2 separate regions of the Homo sapiens genome follow, and region 2 is linked to region 1. Evidence: chromatin loops called from intact Hi-C (ENCODE). Cell type or tissue: PC-9. All regions are shown on one strand. Links, peaks and the distances in the headings refer to the core of each region. The heading gives the core; the rest is flanking DNA. Region 1 has its middle 220 kb from the start of CTB-1I21.1. Region 2 has its middle 170 kb from the start of CTB-1I21.1.

Evidence for each region. Hi-C counts contacts between places; a loop is a spot of excess contacts. Peaks named below come from ENCODE experiments on the same cell type or tissue, not always from the same donor. Only the 100,000 strongest peaks of a DNase experiment are listed, where the experiment ranks them.
Region 2: it touches region 1 in a loop (2.8-fold over the local background); 2 of 110 quality-filtered maps call a loop at or near these places.

Annotation. Positions count from the first base shown.
Region 1 is chr5:136,954,937-136,960,322 of GRCh38, reverse strand. No RefSeq gene overlaps it. Among named protein-coding and RNA genes, the nearest start is that of CTB-1I21.1, 220 kb to the right of the region's middle. In PC-9, for the core only: no CTCF peak of the experiment used is centred there; a DNase peak (open chromatin) is centred at 2,712; H3K4me3 peaks cover 222 bases; H3K27ac peaks cover 1,772 bases.
Region 2 is chr5:136,904,621-136,910,006 of GRCh38, reverse strand. No RefSeq gene overlaps it. Among named protein-coding and RNA genes, the nearest start is that of CTB-1I21.1, 170 kb to the right of the region's middle. In PC-9, for the core only: no CTCF peak of the experiment used is centred there; DNase peaks (open chromatin) are centred at 3,266 and 4,216; H3K27ac peaks cover 951 bases.

The DNA.
Region 1 (5,386 bases), core at 128-5,127:
AAATTAATTTAGAATGAACACTGTAGCATACAAAAGCATACACATCAATATTGGAATGATCAGATTTAAAACAGATTCTTATTTTGTGTGAGAAAAAACAATACATTTATTACATTTAGACTCATGAAATTGTAAATATTAAAAATTTCACTTCATTCACTATAACAATGGTAACAATGTATAACACCAAATTAGTTAAGGGGAATGTATGGAATGAGAGGAAAAGAATAGTCCAAAGGAATTTGTGAAAATAAAAAAATAAGATAATAGAAAATCTTTACTTATTTTAATAAATATGAACCTTTATTTTTTCTTTTAATATTTAATTCATTAAATAAGATATCTATTACATGTTAATATCAGTAATACTTTATAAAAATAAGTATATATTTCAAAACAATAAACAATGAGAAGAATAGCAATGTTCTATACTTGTGCAAATCTCTTTTATGTCCGACTTAATAGAAGACAGCTGGATTGTCATATGTGTACATTCAATCTGCTGCAATATGTTGTGTTGGTTGAAGTATATAAAGAGAATTCAACTTCACATAGATGTGAGGCTGAAGAAGGAAGAATCTTTTAGACTCTCTAAAAGAGTCTTTGCGGCCTCCAGGGGTCCTTGGATCACACTTTAACAATTACTACACTAAAAAGTTTCCAGTTACAAGACTGCAAACTAAACATGTGTACCAATCTTCTACATCCTACGCCAAACTGAGACAAGTTACAGAAAATACATTAAAATAAAAATGTATGGCTGTACCAAAAAAAAATTCAGTATAGGCTGAATGCAGTAGCTTATACCTGTAATCCCAGCACTTTAGGAGGAATGAGGCAGAAGACGACTTGAGGCCAGGAGGTTGAGGCTGCAGTCAGTCATGATCATGCCACTACACTCCAACTTAGGCAACAGAGTAAGACCCTGCCTCCCCCACCCCCCATAAAGAAAAGAAAACTAGGTATGTGTGCATCAGGGGACAGGGAAATTCCTTGAAGGAGAATTCTATCATAAACAATTGAAAAAATCTCATTTTTAAAAGTCCCATGCATTGAGGTGGTGGATGTCAGAACCTGAAGGTGATCCAGAAGCAACAAATAGGGTGCTAAGTTGAGATACTCTAGAGAGATAAAATCTTGTGTATCACTCCTCAGGGCCCAGGCTGCAGCCATAGGGGTGGGGGTAGGGATGGAGGGTTGGTTTCTGCAGGTGGGAGCTGAAATCAAAGAGGCAGGACATTGCTTCCAGGGCCAGCAGAAACATAGGGAGCTCAAGCACCAAATGCCAGCTACTACTCAACTCATTCAATCCACCCTTGCCCATTCTCACCAGACACATTTCATCCAAAATAGTAACACTGCTAAGGTCTCATAGTGTAGAAATACTGGATAGTGGAAAATTTAACAGGAAATTTCAAGCACCAAGGTGAACACACAATATAAAAATCATCAAATATAGGGGGAAATTTGACACCATGGAAGAAGCAAACTCAACCAATGGCAGAATTTATATCCAAAGACAAAGAATTAGCAATAGAAATAAGAATATGATTTTTAAAAAAGATAATTTACATACTTAGAAAATCTTTAAAATATATTACCTTCGTAGAATGAAAAATATAACTTAGAGGGGAAAAATTCTCAATAGATGTACTGAAACATCAAATAAACACTTAAAAGGAAAAAATTAATTAGCTGGAAAATTGAGTAAAGAATTTTTCCAAAATACAGCCAAAGGAGTAATCAGGTGAAAAGAAAGAAAGTAAGTTAATAAATGTAAAGGAGAGATCTAAAAACTAACAAGTTTGTAACGGAAGTTCTGGAGTGAGTGAGAATTGATAATGAAGGAATAGCAATGAGAGAAGAAAGAATAGCCAAGAACTAAAGATGGGCACAAGTCTTCAGTTTAAGAGACCATTAAGTGTCAAGCAAGATAATGTCAACGATACATGTAAAACTCTAAAATATGCTGGAAACTCATAATAGTTACACATGAATAAATCAGATTGATGCAAGAGACTAGATATACAAACAGAGAATGGCCAGGCCATATATAAAAATAGAACTCTGACCCACAATCTGCAGCAACCAGCTCAGGAAGTCAACCCATAATCTGTGGTAAACAGCCCAGGAAACCAGTCTGCTATTTCTAAGTCAGACTTGTAGGGTGTCAGATCTCTACTTCTAACAAAAATCCAGGAAGCTAAACAATAATACCTGTGATAATTACCCCCAAGCAGGACTTTATTAATAACTGACAGCTTTCCTAATTTTGTACCTACTTTTGTACAACAGAGGACCAATTAGGTAAAGTCAAATACTTACCACTAACCAACGACATAGAATGCTCTGTTTCTCGTTAGCCTGCCTGCAGCTTCTCCATGCCAATAGCCTCCAATAGGGCATACCTGAAGACTTCCCTTTTTTCACTACAAAGCTTTACCATTCCTCTGCCTGCCATTGAGCTTCTGCCAAGCACAAATAATGGTGGCTGACTCCCTTGCTATGGCAGGCTCTGAATAAACCATGCCTGGTTATTCTCATCTGGTTGGTCTTCATTCATTTCCATAGTTATTGTGGAGGCTCCACAGAGCCCCTATCTGCACTGTGCACTGCACAGACTCCAGCCTTCACACAGGTGCACTATTCACGAAGGCCCCTCTTGCCTTGCTACTCATAGCTTATGAATCCTATGATGCCACACCCTGGGCATGAACTCTACTCTCTTTGTGTTGAGTTTCTTGGCTATTTATTCTCAGGTGAGTCACTGGCTTTGTTATTGGTTCCTATTTGTTTGGCGCCCTTGTTTGAATCAGGCCATCTCTTTTCATCCCTCCCCACATTATTTTTTTTTCTATTTTTTGTGCTACTGTTTTGTGTTGTGCTGTCTAAAAGTGTTACTTGTCAAAAGAAGGAGAATCCTAGGGCAGAACATGGGCAAAGGCCTTATTGGCCTGTTGTTCAAGCTGGCCTCACAGGCGGGGAAGTTTTCAGATCTTGTTGGACTGGTGTCCATTGGACAAACTTTGCTGTGGGTCACCAATGAAACCAGATGAGGTTCTTCTTCCATCCTGAATTTGGCTCCTGAGAGCTTGGCTTTGACCCAGAGGCAATGTTATTTCTGGTTTTCCACCTGCCAGGGGCACAGACTATTGGGTCTATGTTCGGAGGCCGCCAACTGTCAGGTTGTGGACCTGAGACACGAAGTGCACAGCATTACATTCCTACCAACTATCACCAGCTCGTATGGGGTCCTCTAAGTCTAAATTCTCTCCTGTATCTGGAAAAATCCCTGCTTCTTATATGTAATCTGATTACAGTCCTAATTCTTGTGCCTCACTCTCTAAATGGCATAACTTCAGAAGATGACTTAGGTCTTCAGTGCCACTCTGGGGAACACTGAATTTGAATAAAATAGTTGGAGAGGCACCTAAGAAAAGAAAGGGAATAAGATTCTACAAGCTCCATGGTTAGCATTTCTTTCTTTCTTTTTTTTTTGGAGACAGTCTCGCTCTGTCACCCAGGCTGGAGTGCAGTGGCACGATCTCGGCTTACTGCAAGGGTAGCATTTCTTGATTGGTATTCAGGGACCTCCAAACAAAACTGAATTAAAAATTGCATCACTAAAAAAGCCTCCAGCTAAAGCTAAAGGGCAACCTGACAAAGTTAAAGCAAGAACTAGACTTATTCCCCTAGTAAATCCTCCCCCCAGTCCTTATCCTCCATTGCTAGCTCTTCTAGAAACTGCCTCCCTTCCCATCGCCCAAGCTTATGACCAAATGAATTCTCCAAAGCACCTACTGGGTGCTAGGGACAGCACAATAATTAGGTCCAGGATAATCAATAAGAACCTCAGGTCAGGGGGGTTAGACAGTTCAAGGGACCTCAAAGTCTTCCTCTTATGCTGCTGATCTTTCTCCCTCTGCACCTCCTACCTCTTCTTCCCTTTGTCCAGCCTCCCTACCTTTCCCAACAACTTTCCTAAAACCCCCCAATGCCAGTTGCCTATAAGGACCCATTCCTCTCATGAGCCTGTCCTGCAGGCAACTGTCGAACTGAAGCCTTGGACCTGAGCTCATTCAAGAGCTGCAACTAAAGATTTCCCTAAACTCAAACAAGACCAGCAAATATTCATAGAAGAATTTAGAATTATTTTGGGTACATATGACCTAGGGTTACCTGACCTATATCAGCCTGTACACACATTGGTCCAAACCTCAGATACTAAATCCTAAATGGCAAAAGATAATTGGGCTGACCCAGAAAGCAATCTATAGGATCCTTCTTTCCATAACAAACCTGAGGGTCAAAAACAGGCCAGAAAATTAGGTCAACGTCTCATAAAAAGCCATTCCTGAAACATTCACAGTAAAAATTGATAGGACCACAATTCAATCATGCAAATAGGCACAAAAGATGAAACTATAGATTGCTCAAGATAGAGTAGGAAATACTTTCTGACATCTCTTGGGAATAAAGAAGGTGCTGTTGTGATAGCAGCCCTTTCATCTCACTTTGTCGATGGAGTTAAACCTGACGTTAAAGTCCTAATGTGAAAGTAGACATTAGAATGGGAAACAGCCCCACTAGCTAAACTCTAATACCTGACAGAACATTTTGCCAGGGCTTTAGGACAAAAGTGAGAAAGCTCTAAAGTAAATTGATGGGACTATAGATTAAACAGCTAGGTAGTCCATTCCCCAACCAACCACCTGCTGACAAGGACACTTGTAGAAATTGTTAACAGAAGGAACACTGGAAATAGATGAACCCATCTTATAAAAGAAAAACCAAGACAAAGAAACATCCCTCAATTTGGATCAATGAAGGCATTCCAAGGAATGAAAAAGCATTCAATATCTTGCCATACCCTCAAACACTCACAGTAAATTAACTATGAATACAGTCATGCTAATCAATTCCTAGTTCAACTCATACGAAAAAAGACATGTGTGCCACTTTTTGTGCATTATACCTTGTTATCTTTCTTAACTTCTTCCTCAGAGTAAACTTACAACATATGTGGAAGGTATTTCATAACCCTCAGGTTTTCCCCATCTCCCAATTCTTAACCTAACCCTTGTGTCTTTGACTGAAAAACATTCCTTCCTGCTCTGTGATACCACCCCTGCAAATTTAATAGAATGGTTACTTTGCAAATGGAACTGCAATGATTAAAAGCATGCCAGGAGGACTATTTCTTGAGGTTCCAGAGAACTCCTCTGTTCATGGTCAAGATGTGTCTGCTCTAGATATGCCATTGCTTCTCCCATTACATTTAATGCATACCACAGAAAAGTGACACTATATGGGCAAAAATTTTACTGATGTAGGCAAAATAATCAGAGCAGAACCTATAAAAAATACAGATAGAGTCTATCAAACC
Region 2 (5,386 bases), core at 225-5,224, 50 kb after region 1:
TTCAGCAGAATGGTGAATATCTCTCTCATTTCCAGGTCTTTGCAAGGGCTATTCCCCCTGACTTAAACACCTCCCCTGCCCCTTCCCTGTTGCCTGGCAAACTCCCCCCTCATCATCTGCGACTTCTGAGCATAGTCATTTGTTCTTCCACGAAGCCTCTCCTAATCACATCCCTAAACTGGGTATAGTAAGATTTGCCGCATATTGTTATCGCTTATCTGTTTCCTCTGCTAGAACTATAATCTATGGGCCTCATGCTGTGCCTGTCTTGCTCCCCATTGTGTGCCCAGTGCTTAGTACACTGCCTGACATGTAGCAAGCCACAAAACGAAGATTGGAGGACAAATGGATGAATAGATAGATGAATAAATGAATGAACAAGTGTACCATACCACTATGTGCCTGATTATGATTTAGTCAGTGTCTAGGATAAATCATATCTATTAGCATTGTTAAGGAAATATATTATAGAACATCTGTTGAGTGAAAAAAGCTAGTTCTTAAAAAAAAACTAGTTATAGCCAAGTATAGAAATTTCAATTTTTAGAGAGAGAGAAAGCATGTTTATCAAAATGTTAATTCACATCAGGATAGGGAAACTGGGGGAGATTTTATTTTTACTTTCTTCTTTATACATTTCCATAATGCTTGAATATCTAGTATGAGTATAAATCATGTTTATAATAACTCTGTCACTAAACAAACCTACTACTTCAGAAAAGATAAACAAATGTGAACATTTGTGTTTTGTTCTTCTGAAGGCTGCAGGATAGAAGTGCAGCTGTCTGAGATCCAGGACCATGAGAGGGTAGCAGCACTGATCAGAGCTTTAGCCACAAGATGGTGTGTGCAAGCCTATGGGGATGTACAGGAAGTCGCATTTACATGTAATGTCTGGAAAGAAAGGGTTCTTCACATGCCTCGTACACTCTTCTTAATTAAGAGTTTGTTTTTCTCATATCTGCAGGAGATTTCTGATAGTTTCCAGTTAAAAACACCAAGAAATCAAGATGAAAACAATGACTGTCTCCTATTGTTTGGTAGTCCTTCATGTTGTCTGAAAAATATGTAATATCCCAGAGGTGATATCTCAACAGCTATTGTTTACATTTTTAGCTTTTTTCTTTCTCCTTATCACCACCCTCAAAATAAAATGCAGATAATCCTGTCTATGATTGGATACTGGAATTGAGGCTCTGGAATCTTGTCTGTGTAACCCTACACACTAGGCTGTGGCCGACTTTGCATTTGCAGCACCCTCTCACTGGCAATAAGAAAGCTAACAATCATCAAATAAGATGGAGACTGTGGAAATTCACCCTGTGTGTAACCACAAAAGGAAAAAGAAAAGCAAAAAGAAAACCTAATTGTGCTTTAAAAGGGAAATAGCTAAATAAAGTTTACTGCTATACTGTTATGGAAAATGAAACAGGAATTTGAAAGAATGAGCCAGAACTCTCTTACCAACATGGGGAAATACCCAGGGCATATTGTTGAGTGTGAAAAGCAAATTGCAGCATAAAACATATTGATGGTTGTATTTATAAAACAAACACACACACAGAGATTCATGGTACTATATCTCTTTTACAGAAACATATGTATGTAAGTGCATAGCAAATTCTGGAAGGACACACCAAATTGAAAATGTGCTACTTTTGAGTAGAATAGCAGAGCCTTGAGTGAGAACAAGGATTGAGATCAAACTGAGTTAGTATTATTTAAATTATTTGAAATTTTTAAGGAGAATGTATGCATATATTATATGTATAAACAAACATTAATTTTTACAATTAAATAGCATTTTTAAATGCCTTAATATTATCTAGCACAAAATACAGATCAAACAAATGGTAGTTGCTTTTATTATTTTAAAAAATAAACAAGCAGTGTTGATTTAATTAGCCTTAAAGGTGCTAAATACATTGCCAAAACTGGCTTATGTGTGTTACAGGTATGTATTAAGGGATAAATTTTATTTGCCCATTTATGTACTTTTAAATCCAGGTAGAAGAGAAGAGAGAGAAAGATAATATAAGATTAGGCAGTGGTGTTATCAGTAAAGCAAACTGCCTCCAAGCTTCTTAAAGAACATACGTTTCTACTGCAGCCTTAGCAAAGTCACATTCCATCTTGGCATTCCTCTTAATGGGCCATAGAGACTGAAAGAGTATTTTAAATATTCCATTCACTTCCCAAAGGAGCTAATATGACATTTCCACAGAAAAGAAACTTACACTGTATTACCTCTTAGAAGTATATAAGCTCACGACTGTACAATTTGATAATTGAGAAATCCAACTGGCTCTCTCTGAGGCAGGGAAAATGGATTTGAGAGGAGATGGAATTTGGGCAATGACTTTCAGGCAGCCCGGTCAATAGCTCTAAGAGGCCAGATTGATCGCAGGCAAGGAGTGAGCAAGGAGGTGGAGAGGGGATGGGAGTAGATAGGGAGAAGCTGGGTTTCTGGTTGGTTGCTTCTTGCTGCTGTGCTGCAAAGCCCCTGAGGAAACAGATTCAGCTTCTTTCCTGCTGAGTCCCTGCATCCAAATATTTCCCTTTCTCCAGAATAACATTCCCCAGGCCTTGAGTGCTTTCACCCTGATAGGTCAGGATAAATTATGACATGGTGGCTCATGTAATTTGTTGTGTATAATAATCAAGGCACTGAACTGTGCGAATAATTTTTTCTGAAATAAATTGAAATTCCTGGTTAAGTTTTAACAATGTCTTGCTCATCTATCTTTTAATTTGCTTTCTTGAGTAGGTGATAAAGTTCCACTATCTGTCTTATCTATACTGTATACTTGAGGCCTGGAAAAGGCTGAGAACTTCTGATGCAGAGAACAATGTGAAGTTCTCTCCTGTCTTAGTCCATTTTGTGTTGCTATAAAGGAATACCTGGGCTGGGTCATTTATAAAGAAAACAAGGTTTATTTGGCTCATGATTTTGATGGCTCGAAAAGTTCAGAATTGGGCATCTGTATCTGGGGAGGGCCTCAGGCTGCTGCCACATGATGGAAGGTGAAGGGGAGCTGGTGTGTGCAGAGATCACATGGCCAGAGAGGAGGCAAGAGAGAGTGGGGGAGGGGCCAGGCTCTTTTTAAAAACCAGCTCTTCTAGGAACTAATAGGGAGGGCATTAAGTGATTCATGAGTGATCTGCCCCCATGACCCAAACACCTTCTGTCAGGTTCTACCTCCAACACTGGGGATCAAATTTCAACATGAGGTTTGGAGAAGACAAATGTCCAAACCACAGCACCTCGTAGCTTGATTATCTACCTGTTCTGAGGCCAAGCAGACCATGATTCACATCCTTACTAGCTGTGAAACCTTGAGCAAGTAGTAAAAGCTGTCTGAGGTTTACCTCCTTCTCTGTCCAACAGAGGCCCTCAGGCAGCCCTGGCAGAAGATGGTGGGCACTCAATATTTAGTTGTTCCTGCCCTGTGGTAATCATGCCCAGTTGGACCCACTGAGCAGCCCCTTGTCTGCCCACATTTTGCTCCTGACTATTTCCCAGATGGCTCAGTAAGTCACTTCTTAATAAACTCCAGTGCTTTTTATGTTTTTATTTCTCAGTGTGAATTTCACGGTGGGTTCTTCCTATCTTCCTCTAAATTCTATACCTTCCTGATTAATTCTCCTATGTCTGATTTCTATAAGACCATATATACTGTTCTTACTGGGGAACATTGGTGACAAGGGTCTGGAAGGGTTCCCCCTTATGGGACAGGAGGTTCTAATTACTAGGCTTGACTCATGCCCTATTGAGTATACCTGAAACTCAATAACTTTCCAAATAGTCAGTGTAGGTATACATCTTGGGCCCACTTTGTGGCACCAGCTCAGAAGGCCAATGTATCTGGGAACTCTGGTTAGAATGAGAGGCAGTTTGATCGTGTTGCCTGTATCCTAATGTCAGAAATAAGAAAATTTATTGATGAAATATTTATATCAAGTGGAGCAGTAGAGCAGTCTGGATCCTGACCCACTGCCATTGGATTCCACCTCTCCTTATCTCCCTGATGGAATCCTAAAAGAGAACTTCCACTTCTAGGCATGATGGAATAAGACAAGACAACCTCCCTCACCTAGAGAAAACCAGTACTAATCCTGGATATGATACAAAACCCAAGTGCCTAAAGATCCTGGAAAGTAAACAAAAGCAGACAGACTGGTGGTGAGTGCATAGTTTAGATGAGGGAGCCAGGGAGCTGTATAAATAAGTTTCCACCTCTGAGGCTTTTAGCCTAAGGCTAAGCTGAATACACAGAGGCAGACAGGGTTGCATGAAAAAAACCTGAAATCTTTCCAGCCTGGGGAACCAGAGAAGTGAAGCTGGGCAATTGAGCTGGGTGCTGAAGAGAAGAGTGAGAGACCCTCAAAAGAGAAGAAAAGCCAGATAGGAGATCCCCAAACTCTGCCTACCCACATCTCTGTATAATCCCTAAACTATTCAGGCATGGAACAGATTTAGAGCAGCTAAGCTGAAGACAAAATGTCTTCTTTAAGACCAAAGCTGCTGCCTGAGAAATAGAATTTGCAAATTCAAGCCCAGCCAAGAAAAATTATCTGCTGAAACAAAGGACCAAGGAAGCAACAACCATTGGGTTAAAAACAAGCAGACAAACCCCCAAAACCCAAGATTCCCAAATCCTACTAACTTAACATTCATAATGTTCAGGATATAATCTGAAATTATCTGACATTCAAAGAATTAAAAAGATTGGCTGGGTTTGGTGGCTCATGCCTGTAATTGCAGCACTCAGGGAGGTGGAGGCAGGAGGATCACTTGAGGCTAGGAGTTTGAGATCAGACTGGGCAACATATTGAGAGACATTGTGTCTACTTAAAAAAAAAAGAGGAAGAAGAAGAAGGAGGAGGAGGAGGAGGAGGAAGAGAAAGATGAAGGGGAAAGGGAAAAAGAAGGAGAAGAAGAGGAGGAGGAGGAAGAGGAAGAAGAAAGAAGAGAAGGAAGGAGAAAGGAGAAAGGAGGAAGAAGGAAGAAGGAAGGAAGGAAGGAAGGAAGGAAGGAAGGAAGGAAGGAAGGAAGGAAGGAAGGAAGGAATTAGGTCAAATCAGTCAGGTGTGATGGTACCAATTTATATTCCCAGCTACTCAGGAAGCCATGCTTAGCTGAAGCAGGAGGATGGCTTGAGTCTAGGAGTTTGAGGCTACTGTGAGCTATGATTGTACCATTGCACTCCAGCCTGGAAGACAGCGTGAGACCCTGTTTCAAAAAACAAAAACAAAAACAAACAAACAAACAAACAAAGAGGATGGAGCACATTCTCAAGAGAAAATAGTAATTGAGTCCTAGCCTGAAATGAACCAAATGTTGTAAGTAACATAAAAGGATTTTAAAGTAACATACAAACATTTT